Regions from separate parts of the Homo sapiens genome. Here region 1 is linked to region 2. A link is a loop called in an ENCODE intact Hi-C map of the cell type or tissue named here. Cell type or tissue: GM12878. All regions are shown on one strand. Links, peaks and the distances in the headings refer to the core of each region. The heading gives the core; the rest is flanking DNA.

Evidence for each region. Hi-C counts contacts between places; a loop is a spot of excess contacts. Peaks named below come from ENCODE experiments on the same cell type or tissue, not always from the same donor. Only the 100,000 strongest peaks of a DNase experiment are listed, where the experiment ranks them.
Region 1: it touches region 2 in a loop (8-fold over the local background); 1 of 110 quality-filtered maps calls a loop at or near these places.

What each region holds. Positions count from the first base shown.
Region 1 is chr5:161,309,691-161,313,690 of GRCh38, forward strand. All of the region lies in intron 9 of GABRB2 (gamma-aminobutyric acid type A receptor subunit beta2), which reads right to left. Among named protein-coding and RNA genes, the nearest start is that of GABRB2, 240 kb to the right of the region's middle. RefSeq lists an enhancer at 1,622-1,851. In GM12878, for the core only: no CTCF peak of the experiment used is centred there; DNase peaks (open chromatin) are centred at 1,831 and 2,469; H3K27ac peaks cover 1,965 bases.
Region 2 is chr5:160,838,743-160,847,358 of GRCh38, forward strand. The region is part of intron 1 of ATP10B (ATPase phospholipid transporting 10B (putative)); the gene reads right to left. Among named protein-coding and RNA genes, the nearest start is that of ATP10B, 9.2 kb to the right of the region's middle. In GM12878, for the core only: no CTCF peak of the experiment used is centred there; a DNase peak (open chromatin) is centred at 4,659; H3K4me3 peaks cover 638 bases.

The DNA.
Region 1 (4,000 bases), core at 1-4,000, 470 kb after region 2:
CGTGATCTCGGCTCACTGCAAGCTCCGCCTCCCAGGTTCATGCCATTCTCCTGCCTCAGCCTCCTGAGTAGCTAGGACTACAGGCGCCCGCCACTATGCCCAACTAATTTTTTTGTATTTTTAGTAGAGACGGGGTTTCACCGTGTTAGCCAGGATGGTCTCGATCTCCTGACCTCGTGATCTGCCCATCTCGGCCTCCCAAAGTGCTGGGATTACAGGCTTGAGCCACCGCGCCTGGCCCTAAATTTTTTAAAAAAGTGGTACATATATACTCTGGAATACTATGCAGCTATAAAAAAGAAAAACGTTACATCCTTTGCAGGGACATGGATGGAGCTGGAGGCCATTATCCTTAGCAAACTAATGCAAGAACAGAAAATCAAATGCTACATGTTCTCATTTATAAGTGGTAGCTAAATAATGAGAACACATGGTCACATTGAGGGGAACAACACACACTAGGGCCTTCTAGAGGATGGAGGGTGGGAGAAGGGAGAGGATCAGGAAAAAACTAATGGGTACTAGGCTTAATACCTGAGTGATCAAATAATCTGTACAACAAACCCCCATGACACAAGCTTACCTATGAAACAAACCTGCACGTGTACCCCTGAACTTAAAATAGAAGTTAAAAAATAGAGAAATGAAAGGAAAGTTTTCTTGAAGCCTTTGTATAAAAATAAATCTCCATCTCTCTTAGATATGAATGGAGAAACATGAAGCCTTGTTGCTACTGGAAGCCACCTTATCTCAGAACAAGAAATCATTACCAAGATTTCTGGCTGGCTTGCTTGTTTCTCTCTCTCTCTTTCTTCCCATGCCTATGCATGATTTTTCATAGGCCAGATACATTAAAGATGAGTGGAAAATCAGAAAAGCCTCATTATCACAAACTCAAAATTGCAATCATTTCAGTTAAAATTCAACCTAGGACGATGGCATGGTTTCTTTCGTGTACACACACATGCACACGCACGCGCACGCGCGCACACACACACACACACACACAGATTTTTTAATATCTTTTTCAAAAAATAAAAAACTTCAAAGAAAGTTTAAAGTTATGCTACAGCATTTTTTTTTTTTTTTTGAGATGGAGTCTCGCTCTGTCGCCCAGGCTGGAGTGCAGTGGCGCAATCTCGGCTCACTGCAAGCTCCACCTCCCAAGTTCACGCCGTTCTCCTGCCTCAGCCTCCAGTAGCTGGGATTACAGGCGTCCACCACCACGCCCGGCTAATTTTTTGTATTTTTAGTAGAGACGGGGTTTCACCGTGTTAGCCAAGATGGTCTCGATCTCCTCACCTCGTGATCTGCCCGCCTCGGCCTCCCAAAGTGCTGGGATTACAGGTATGAGCCACCACGCCTGGCCGTTATCCTAAAGCAATTTTAACAAAAATGCCCTCATGTAAGTCCCCTAGGTTTTGTCTAACTGCTTTCATATCTTTGATCTCCTTGCCATCTACACCATTAGAATATATTTGACATACCAGGCATGGACTTCCTCATCTCATGGATAATAAAACTAAAGGTCCTGAGAAATATTTTTCCACAAAGTTGCAGAGCTTTTCAGAGACTTAGCTAGGCTGAGTAACCCTGGCTTCTTGAATTCAAATTGGATTCTATGGCTGCCAATAATAGAACTGAAGAAAGATATTTTAAAACAGCTTCACACGCAATCTGTGATTCAAATGTGCAACTCAGATAGAGAAATCTAGATTTATATTCCAGCTTTATTTAGTCCTAGTTCTACCACTAACTTGGTTATGTGACCCTGAGCAAGTCACTGAAATTTCTGGGTTTCAATTTCTGTACGTAAAAGTGAAAGAGTATCTTCAGGTAGGTTTCCTGTTCTTAAACCTGTGTTAGGCACTGCTAATTGACCAGCTGGTCTCAGACTCAACTACAGAATCCTCAGTGTAGTTCTCAAGGCAGCAACCAAGAGATATTCTGAGTTGGTACTTCAGGTATAACTCATTTACATTTCCTAGGATGGATCTTTGCTATTTAATTTAGTCCACAGATCAGCTGCTTTGGCATCTCTGGGAAGTTTTTTAAAAATGCAGAATCTCAAGCCTTACCCTAGACCTACTGAATAAGAATCTGCATTTTCATAAGATCCCTAGGTCATTTTTATGCATGTTAAAGATGAAGAAGCACGGGGCTAGATAATATCTTAGATCCCTTAAAGTTATAAAAGTCAATGACTATAGGATTTATAAAACAGGTGTTACAGGGAAGAATTTTCCAAGAACCTTGGTTACCTCTCCAAGTCTGCTAAATGGTCTTCATCTATTTGGTAAAGGGTAGAAGAGTTAATCAGTAATGTTTTGTGTGTGTGTGTGTGTGTGTGTGTGCTCCCCTTTCAGAATGCTAAATCAATCTCAACCAAGGTACTGACTAAACCCTCAGGGGAGTCTAAGATGTAGAGGGAACTATGAATTCACCTCACCCAGGGATGCCTTGTGCAGCTGCAGTCTGATGGCTTCTGTGCATTTGGCCAATTACACAGTGAATTACCCCAGTGAGTATTCGTCAAATGCACCATCCGCTCTCACTCCTCAACTCCCTTGTTAGAATTCTTGTTAATTTGACACAGCCTTGTCAAATATCTCTCTCTTTCATTCTAACACCAAATTACCCTTAGCTCTGAGATCTGAAGATGACGGCAGACAGTGAAAGTTGCTAACTTTATAAAACATAAGCTGCAAGTTGAGTTGGGAAATTAAGAAAATTATAAATTTAGAAAGGTAAGAAGGAAGGTCAACCCCAGCTGATAATCTGATGCTTTGCCAAAGAATAAAATCTCAGCTAGATTCTGGGTCAAATATTGAAAACTCTCAAAACAAAACAAAAAATACCTGGATTCAAATCCCAGGTTTGCCACTAACTAGCTGTGTGAATGAATACGTTACTTTTCTCTGGGCCTCAACTTTTTCACGTTAGTAAAATTAGAGCACATCAGTAAAACTGAGAATATATCACCTAGTGAACCAGCAAGATTTAAAGTTTTGTGAGCATCGAGTCGTTTTGGAAATTTGCCGAAATTTGTATTATTAGGCAAACAGAAATTCTGATTCAGCAAATCCAGGGATGAGGGACTTTACATTCTTAGATTGTTGATTCTGATGTTACAGTCTGAGAATGAACCTCTCTATAAAGTGCTGTTATGGGGCAGTGGACGATAAGAGATAACTCAACCAGAGCAGCTCCTGGCTTTATGTAAGCTCTTGGTAAACACTAGCTTCTGAAAGACATCATTAGCAGTCCAGATAGTGGAAGTGGCTTGCTCGATTTTACACTGTGGGTAGGAGAAGGGATAGAACCTTTTCTACTGCACCGGAATGGTTTCCTTTGTGCTAGCATTTCTCAGATCAGCTTTGTTGGAACAATGCCAGGGACTGAGGAAGGATGCAGGTCAAGCTGTTATGTCCTGTGAAGTCAAGGAATGAGAAGCAGTGCTGCAGAATGAGCCCGCGATACTGGAGGCCTGGAATAGAGTCTCGTGTTTGTTATATAACTGCTCTGTGACCTTAGACTAGTAACTCCCTCCTCTAGGTATCAGTCTTTTCATTTACAAAATGATAGAATCCTTTAAACCTCTTTCCAGGGTTAAATTACTGTAATTCTATGGTAGACACATACATTCTGGTTGGACTGAGCAGCTCTTTGCGCCCCTCCCCACTACGTTTTTTTCAGATGGAATGTACCTTTTACTGTGTGAATCTTTTCCTCAACATGCATCTGAAGAAAACACCTCCGTCCTCTGAAACTCAGCAGCATGTATTATCTGTACCATAGACTATTCATTCTGATTAATGATTCAAAAAACACCACCACCGAGACAGTGGACTGACTGCCGTTAGACTGAGAGAGCCAATGCTACTGAATTTAGAAATAGATCTTAGGAAAATGGGAAAAGTCAGAGTTCTGCCCTTGTGATCACTTTCCTGGTAGATATCAACTTCAAAGTTACCACCTTCCAAATGGCAGCTGCTGTTCC
Region 2 (8,616 bases), core at 2,474-6,473:
ATGAAGGCCAAGACCTGTGATGTCATTTGGACATTTGTCCCTCCAATTCACATACTGAAATGTGATTCCCAGTGTTGGAGGTGGGACCTGGTGGAAGGTGATTGGATCATGGGGGTGGATCCCTCATGAGTGGTTTAGCACCAACCTCTTGGTGATAATTGAGTTCTCAGTTAACATGATATCTGGTTACTTAAAAGAGTCTGGGACCTCCCCCTTCTCCCTCTCTTGCTCCCACTCTTGCCATGTGAGGTGCAAGCTCCTGCTTTGCCTTCCACCATAACTGTAAGCTTCCTAAGGCCCCACCAGAAGCTGAGTAGATGTTGGTGCCATGCTTGTACAGCCTGCAGAACCATACATCAATTAACCCTCTTTTCTTTATAGATTACCTAGTCTCAGGTATTCCTTTATAGTAAAGCAAAAAACTGACTAATACAACCTGAATGAAATGGGATATTGAATTGTGTAAAAATTTTGGGGAAGGGAGAAGGATATTCTGAAGGAGAAAACTCAAGTGTGAAGGACTTCAGATGAGAATATATTTAGGATGACGAAGAAAGTTCAGTTGCTGGAATTCAGTGATTAAGTGCAGAGTGGCAGAAAAAAACCCTTCAGATATGTAGTCAAAAACTATGTTATGAAAAGTCTTATGGGCCATGGCAAAGATATTGGATTTTGTTATGAGAAGGGGTAGCCATTGAAAGCTTTAAAAGCTTAAGTGAGACCAAAAAAAGTCAAGGGTACCACAAAGGTATAAAACTAAACACCAAAACAAAAGCACAAAAACTTCATAATAGCCAAAGGGAAAAGGAAAAGCAAAGGAACATCAGATAGAAAAAACACAGTAAATATAGTGCTTATAGTAATTACAACATAAGATGAGAGGCTTGGCAGTTATATCAATAAACACAAATGAGTTTAACTCACCTATTAAAATAAAAAGATTCTCAAATTGACCCATCAAATTTCAACTCTATGTTGTATATAAGAGACATATCTAAAATATAGCAGTTTTTAAAAAGGCTAAAGATAAAGGAATGGGCAAAAGCATTTGCCTGTTTACTAGGCAAATGAAAACAATAAGGAAGTAGGAACTGAAATCCTCATATTGGACAAAGTAGAAAACAGCATAACAGGAGGCAAAAGATATTTTATAATGCTAAAAACCACATTATAGAATGAAGCTATAACAAAACTCAATAGCATTCATGTACACAGATAATAGGTAAAATATATAATAAGAAAATTTTATTTACAATACCAACAAAAATATTTAGGAGCAAGCACAATAAGATATGTTCAAATGTATATGAAGAAACTATAAATACCTCTGAAAGATGCAAAAGTACATTTGAAAGTGGAAAGATGGCCCTTGTTCTTGTTTAGGATGTCTCAACATAATGAAAATCTCATTTTTCATTATTTTAATATCTGTTAATTATGTTAATTTATAGATTCACCCAAGAAAATATTGACAAGCTTTCTTGTCAAGTTAGATATATTGGGACTAAAGTTCACATGGAAAAATAAATGCATAAGAATAGGTAGAAAAACAGTCACTAGGAAGAGCTATGAAGGGGGTATAGTCCTATTAACACTGTAAAGACTATAATTAAAATAGTGTGGTAGTGGCTCATGAGGATACAAACAGACTAACGGAATAGAAATCTATAGAAATCTAGTATATTAAAAAGGTTGTATCTCAAATCACTAAGGAAAAGATAGTCTTTTAAATAAATGATGTTGGGCAACTGGATAACCATTTTTTCACAAATAGAAAAACAGATTCCTTCTTCATATCATATATAGGAAAATAAATGGATCAGAATTCTAAATGTAAAATAATGTAACTTTACTGCAAGAAAATATTGGTGAGTTCCCCTATATTCTAGGTTTATGAAAAAGTTTTTAGCTGATACTAAAACGTCCAGATGTGATAAAAGATTGATAAACTGACTACATATGGCAAAAATACCAGAAGCAAAGTCAAAAGACAAATGACAAACTGGAAAAGAAGGAAAAATTATCATTCTATAGCAAAATGAACAAAAGAAAAAGAGAGGCAATTTATAAAATAATATAAGCATGGGCCTTGAACATATGAAAAGCTATTTAAGTTAATTCATGTTAAGATAAATGCAAGTTAAAATTCACTGAGATACTATTTCTCACTTAGATGGGCAAAAAATTCAAAGCTTGATGATATATTTCGTTCATAGGGCTGTGGAAAACATGAATTACTGGTAGGCATGCAGATTGGTTGGAATGCAAAATCCTTACTGAGGGAGATTTGGCATCAGTTAATAAAACTATACATGCATCTGTCTTTCATCTCAGCAGCCCATTTCTAGGAATTTATCCTGAAGATACATATATATTTATGAGGCTACTCATTAAAGTAATATCTGTAGGAAACTACCAAAATGTCTGAGCATAGGACACTGATTAAACTATAACCCCATACATTCAATGGAATACAATGCAGTTGTAAACAAAGAATGAGGAAGATCTCTACGAACTGATGTAGAATGACCTCTGGGATACATTGTTAGGTGAAAAAAAAAGCAAATTGCAAAGAAGCTTACATGTTACCTTGTATAAAAGAAAGAAGGAGAAGTAAGAGAATATGTGTACATCTACTTATCTTTACAAAGAGAAACCCAGGAAGTCAATGACAAGAACAACATTGGCTCCCATATGAGGTAGGGGAATGAAGCAGAAGAAATACAGGAGGCAGTGTCACTTTTCTGAGCATATGTTTTTGTATAATTTTGATATTTAGATGTAGTTTAATGTTCTCTATATTCAATAAAAAATTAAATTGACAAAGATGGGAAGGAGAAAAATAAAACTGAAAAATAAACTCAGCTATATTTCAAATAAATAACATAACCTCACTAAAGGGGAGAGGAAGAAGTAACTAACCCAATTAATACAGGGTATTTGACTGTATACTCCTAGTTTTACATAGGATTTCTTTTTATTTAATTTATTATTATTTTTTTAAAGAAGTCTTGCTCTGTCACCTAGGCTGGAGTGCAGTGGCAAGCTCTCAGTTCACTGCAGCATCTGCCTCCTGGGCACAAGCGATTCTACTGCCTCAGCCTCCCAAGTAGCTGGGATTACAGGTGCGTGCCACCATGCCCAGCTAATTTTTGTATTTTTAGTAGAGATGGGGTTTCACCATGTTGGCCAAGGAGGTCTTGAACTCCTGACCTCAGGTGATCCACCCGCCTCGGCCTCCCAAAATGCTGGGATTACAGGCATGAGCCATCGCGCCCGGCCTACAAGGATTTCAAGGGCTCATGAAACATTTATTAAAATAGGCCACAGGCTAGCCATAAAGCAAGTCTCAAAAAAATTTCAAAGACTTGAAATGATAGACATGTTTTCAGACCATAATAGATATAAGCTAGAAATAAGTAACCAAAGGATAACTAAAAAACATTTTCCCCTAAGTTTGAAAACCAAGCAATAACTTCTAAATAACCCATGGACCAAAGAATAAATCAAAATGGAAGTTTCTAAAATATCTTAAATTACATGAAAATGAATATACGGCATATCAAAATGTATGGGATGCACCTAAAGCTATGATTGGGGAAACGATAGCCTTAAATGCCTATATTAGAAAAGAAGAAAGGCTAAAAACCAATTGTTTAAGTATATTTTACAAGAAGATAAAAAAATAAAGAGCGAATGGAACCCAACAAATGTAAACGGAAGAAGGTCAATATAAAAAATATAGCAGAAAGAATTTTAAAAATCCAAAATTTGGTACTATGAAAAAGCTAACTGATAAAACAGAAAAAAGAGAAGAAACAAATAACCAATAACCAAAGGAATGAAGGGAACTTAAGGAATATTAAAAATTCAACTGATATTTTAAAAATAATACCATTGGAAGATATGAGCACATTTGTATCAATAAATTTAAAAATTTATTTAATAATAATTCTTCTAGGATATAGCCCTAGAAAAATAAAGCCTCTTTTTTATAAGAAGAAACAGAAAATCTGAATCATCCTATATTTATTAAAGCAATTGAATTCATTATTTAAAACATTCCCACACACACACACACACAAAAATCAGGGCCCATGTGGCTTGGCTGGTAATTTCTTCCAAGAGCTAAGGAGTACCATCAATCTTATACAAGTTGTTTCAGAAAACATAAAAATAGAAAACACTTCCCAATTTATTTTATGAGGACAGCAGAGCATTGATACCAAAAGCAGATGAACACCTTAAATAAAATGAAAGAAAAATCCAAAAGTATATTATAGGTCAATCTTTTATAAACATAAAAGCAACAATCCTAAACCAAATATTTCCAGACAAATCCAGAGATTGATAGAAAGGCTAATACATAATGACCAGGTGGCATACATTCCAGGAATGCAAGGCTGGCTTCATGTTAGAAAAGCAACTAATATATTTCAACATAAAGAGGTTTAGAAAAAAGAGGAGATAAGTCATATAATCACTTCAATAGAAGTAGCTATGTGTATATGTGGGAACTGGTAAGGGTTAAAGTGAGTTGGGGATATGTTTAGTTTCAGTTTAGTGAAATATTTTTAGTGGTTTGTGGTCAGCCTTGAGTACTTAATTGCCTTACCTACTGAGTACTTACTGAGTAACTAATTGCCAGCTTTCCAAAGGTAGAAATGGCTTCTAGGTATACCCTATTGCCTGCCTCGTTGATTTAGATGTCAACAAAGAGGAGTATCTAAGCAAACACGTAAGTTACTACCAACAGAGCATTGACAAAAAAAAAAAGCTGTTAATGAGTGTTCCAATTCAAAGAGCACTTAAGCTTACCATGCAACTTAAAAGGAACTGAAAATCTGCAGTTCATTAAAAAAAATCTGATAGAGATTTCCCCAAATTTGACAAATTGTGAACCTAAAGAAACTTTTCTAAACTATATTTAAAAAGTTTTGATCAAACATACTGTAACAAAGACCAATCTATCTCTCCATAAAAAATGAGAATACAAAATTGTTTTGAAGGGGCAATTCAAGAATGTCCAGCAAAAGGACATAGGAACAAAACAATGCAGGGGTGTGATGGGCAGTGAATTCATATTATTTTTCTCAAGTTTTTTTCATTTTGTAATATTTGGGGTTATTTTTTAGCTTTAAAATTTTATACTTTTCTGTAATTTATTTTCTCATTTTTAATAATTACTCATTTTAAACTTAAATTTGTTTAGTATTATTTTCTTAAGTAGAATCCCCAAAATTGAATTAAGCTTTACAAAGTACAAAAATCTGTATATGCCTACATTTACTAGTATTAAAATAACTTCAAATATTAAGGGTTATTTTGAGTAAAACAACTGATACTCTCCAACAACCATGGTGGGAATGTAAATTGGAATAATTAATTTAGAAAACTGTTTAGCAGTATCAGTTAAAGCTCAGCAACTTCACTCCTAAATACATACCCAACAGAAATATATATATATACACACACACACATATATGTGCTAAAAGATATGCCAAAAACTGTTCATAGGAACATTCTTCATAATTGCCCCAACCTGGAAACAATCCAAATTTCCATCAAGAGTAGAAAATGTACGTAAGTTGTGGTGTACTCACATGATAGAAAACCACACACAAATGAAAATTAACAAATGACTATTCCATGAAGCAACAAAAATGAATCTCATAATGAGATTTCTCAAACTTTCTTAGCTCCCTTAGTGTCGTAGGAATTTTTTCACAGGTGCCACCACACCAAAAGAAATACATAATAGTTCTGATTATGAAGTAGTAAGGTCCCAATAACTTAATAAATACTTTGTTTTTTTTTTTTTGAGAAACAGTGTTGGTCTGTCGCCTAGGCTGGAGTGTAGTGGCTCCATATGGGCTCACTGTAATGTCCACCTCCCGGGTTCAAGTGATTCTCCTGCCTCAGCATCCTGAGTAGTTGGGATTACAGGCATGCACCAACATGTCCTGATAATTTTTGTATTTTTAGTAGAGATGGGATTTTGCTACTTGGCCAGGCTGGTCTTGAACTCCTGGCCTCAAGTGATCTGCCCACCTTGGCCTCCCAAAGTGCTGGGATTACAGGCATGAGACACTGTCCCTGACCAATACTTATGTTATAATAACTTAGCGGTCATGTTAAAAATACACATAAATTGAAAGAAAAAAACTGATATTTTTCATCCTTAAATAACCACAAGAAATTACTAATAGGATTTGTGTGCCTGTTGGGCATACCAAAGCTTCTTGAATATTGGAATCAGATCGGATTTGGCCACCCTTATTTGTTTCATGTTGACTTTTGTGTGTACTTGCTTTTAATCACAGATACTCTTGAAAATCTGGTGTTAAAAGATATAGCATCAAAAGAAATGTAGCACAATCTAATGTTGAAACTGAACTACTATGGGCTATTATTTCATTCAGTGTCTGAAAGTTGTCAATTATCACTATGTGACTCTAAAATTTAAAAAATATCCTGCTGTTTCCTTATGAGCACATTGTGGTACCCTGGGATGCTTTAGCCCGCAGTTTGGGAACCATGACTGTGGACATGACATTAAGCAAAAGAGCCAGACACCAAGGAACATATCAGTGTGGTTCCATTCACAGGTTTTAAGAACAGGCAAACTTAGTTCTTGGTGTTGGAAATTAGGAATGTGGTTACATTTGTGAAAAGGGAGAGGGTGGTGACTGGGAAGAGGCACACCAGGACCTTCTCGAAAGCTGGTAGCATTTTATTTCTTGATCAAGTGGTAGCTACATACAAAGTGTTCACTTTGTTATAGTTCATCAAGCTGTGCATTTCAGATTAGTTCATATTGTATGTGTCATAAATGAACAAAAAGTTTTTTTAAAAAAATAAAGTAAAACCATTCTAAACAACAAAATGTAAGAAATCACACCTGAAAGCGTAGAGCCCCCTGTGATACCCAAGCCAAATTAAATACATCTTCCTTCAGAACATTAGTCACTATTCTACAATTATGTGCTAACATTCTGGGGTCTCTGGCTAGACTGTGAGCTATGAGGACGGTCACCATGTCTCATTTATCTCTAATTCTCTAGTGCTTCAAATATGATGACACCAAAGACTGTTAATTATTGTTTAAATAAAAAACATTAAAAAAATACATGTACTAACAAAATTTGGTACACGCTGATGTCTTTTCCCTATCTTATATGAATGCCCCAAGTACTATTGTTTTTATGATCCATCTGTGGTCTTTCTTTTAAAAATATTCTTTTGCTTTGTGGACACTCATTTCTAATCTCCAAAGAGAATACATTTCTAAAAGAAGGGAACACAGACATGCACATATTCCCTTTAAGAATTTATTTATATATATATCACAGAGTTCCAATGCTATTGAAAGGGTAGTGCATAAACTAGTGTCAGTCCACAAACTGTTTACTATTGGGTTGTAGCAAGTTAAGTACAGGCATTGAAAATAGGTATTTAGAAATGAGTGCCTAAATTTGATTCTAGTACAATATCCAAGCATGTGCTCACTAAACTTGCCGTGTTGAGCAGGCTAGGTACCAATTTGGGTATTGTCAAACTCACATGGTGAGTTGTATATGACAGGAACTATATACTAGTCATTCATAACAGAACTAGATATTGGTCCAAGATAGATTGGACAGAAATATCTGGTTCTTCCTCATAGGTAGTTTTTAAGGTTCTGCCATTGACAATTAAAACTGGAAAAGACCAATCCCATTATTTTACAAATGGGAGAATTAAGACCTAGAGTTCACCCAGCTTCTGATCGCCAAGCTAGTAGTTTTTACTCTATAATGCCACCTGTATTCCTTAATGAGTGAGGGTTTGGGATAAAATCAATATTATGATTGCTGCTATTAGCAGTAGTAGCAACTGTAGCTACTACTAATACATATCCAGCGCTTAGTAGGTACCACCACAAAAAATTGCTATTTTTATGTCAAAAATGGTCAAGTATTTATAATTTCACATGGTTCAACTCATATGAAATGCTGATAACAATGTCAAGTGTTTTTAAGCCTTAAAGAAGGAGCATCTGCAGCCAGACTTTTTGGGTTCCCATGTTGGCTCTGTCTCTTCCTGCCACATTGTGGCTGGCAAGTTAATTACATTTTCTCTGGTATAAGTTCCTACATCCACAACATGGAGCTAATAATAGTAACTATCTCAGAGATTTATTGAGGCTTAAATGATCCTATGCGGTTGAAGCCCTTGAAATAGCAACTGGCAGATAGTAAGTACTCAGTTAATGTTAGATGTTCTGGCTACTTCCAATATTACCTCTTCGATTAATTCTCAGGACAATCTTGTGAGGTAGAAACATTTTATCCTCAGTTTATAGATAAGGAGACTGGAGCTCAAAGAGAGTAATTTGAACTGTTGTCTGCATGATTGCAAGCACATTCTCTCTGTCTTACATGCTAATTTTCAGTTCAGTGCCTGTTAAATCAAGTCTAATAGTTCCTGGGGCATTTCATCAGAATTGCCAATATTTGAGTGTATCTAGCTTCTGGGATTCTATAATAGTCAGTTATGTAAAAGACAATGCAAGCTATTTTATCGTCTAAGGAAGAGAAGCAAGTTTCGCCATTTCTCTGTTTTTAGGTCTCCAGA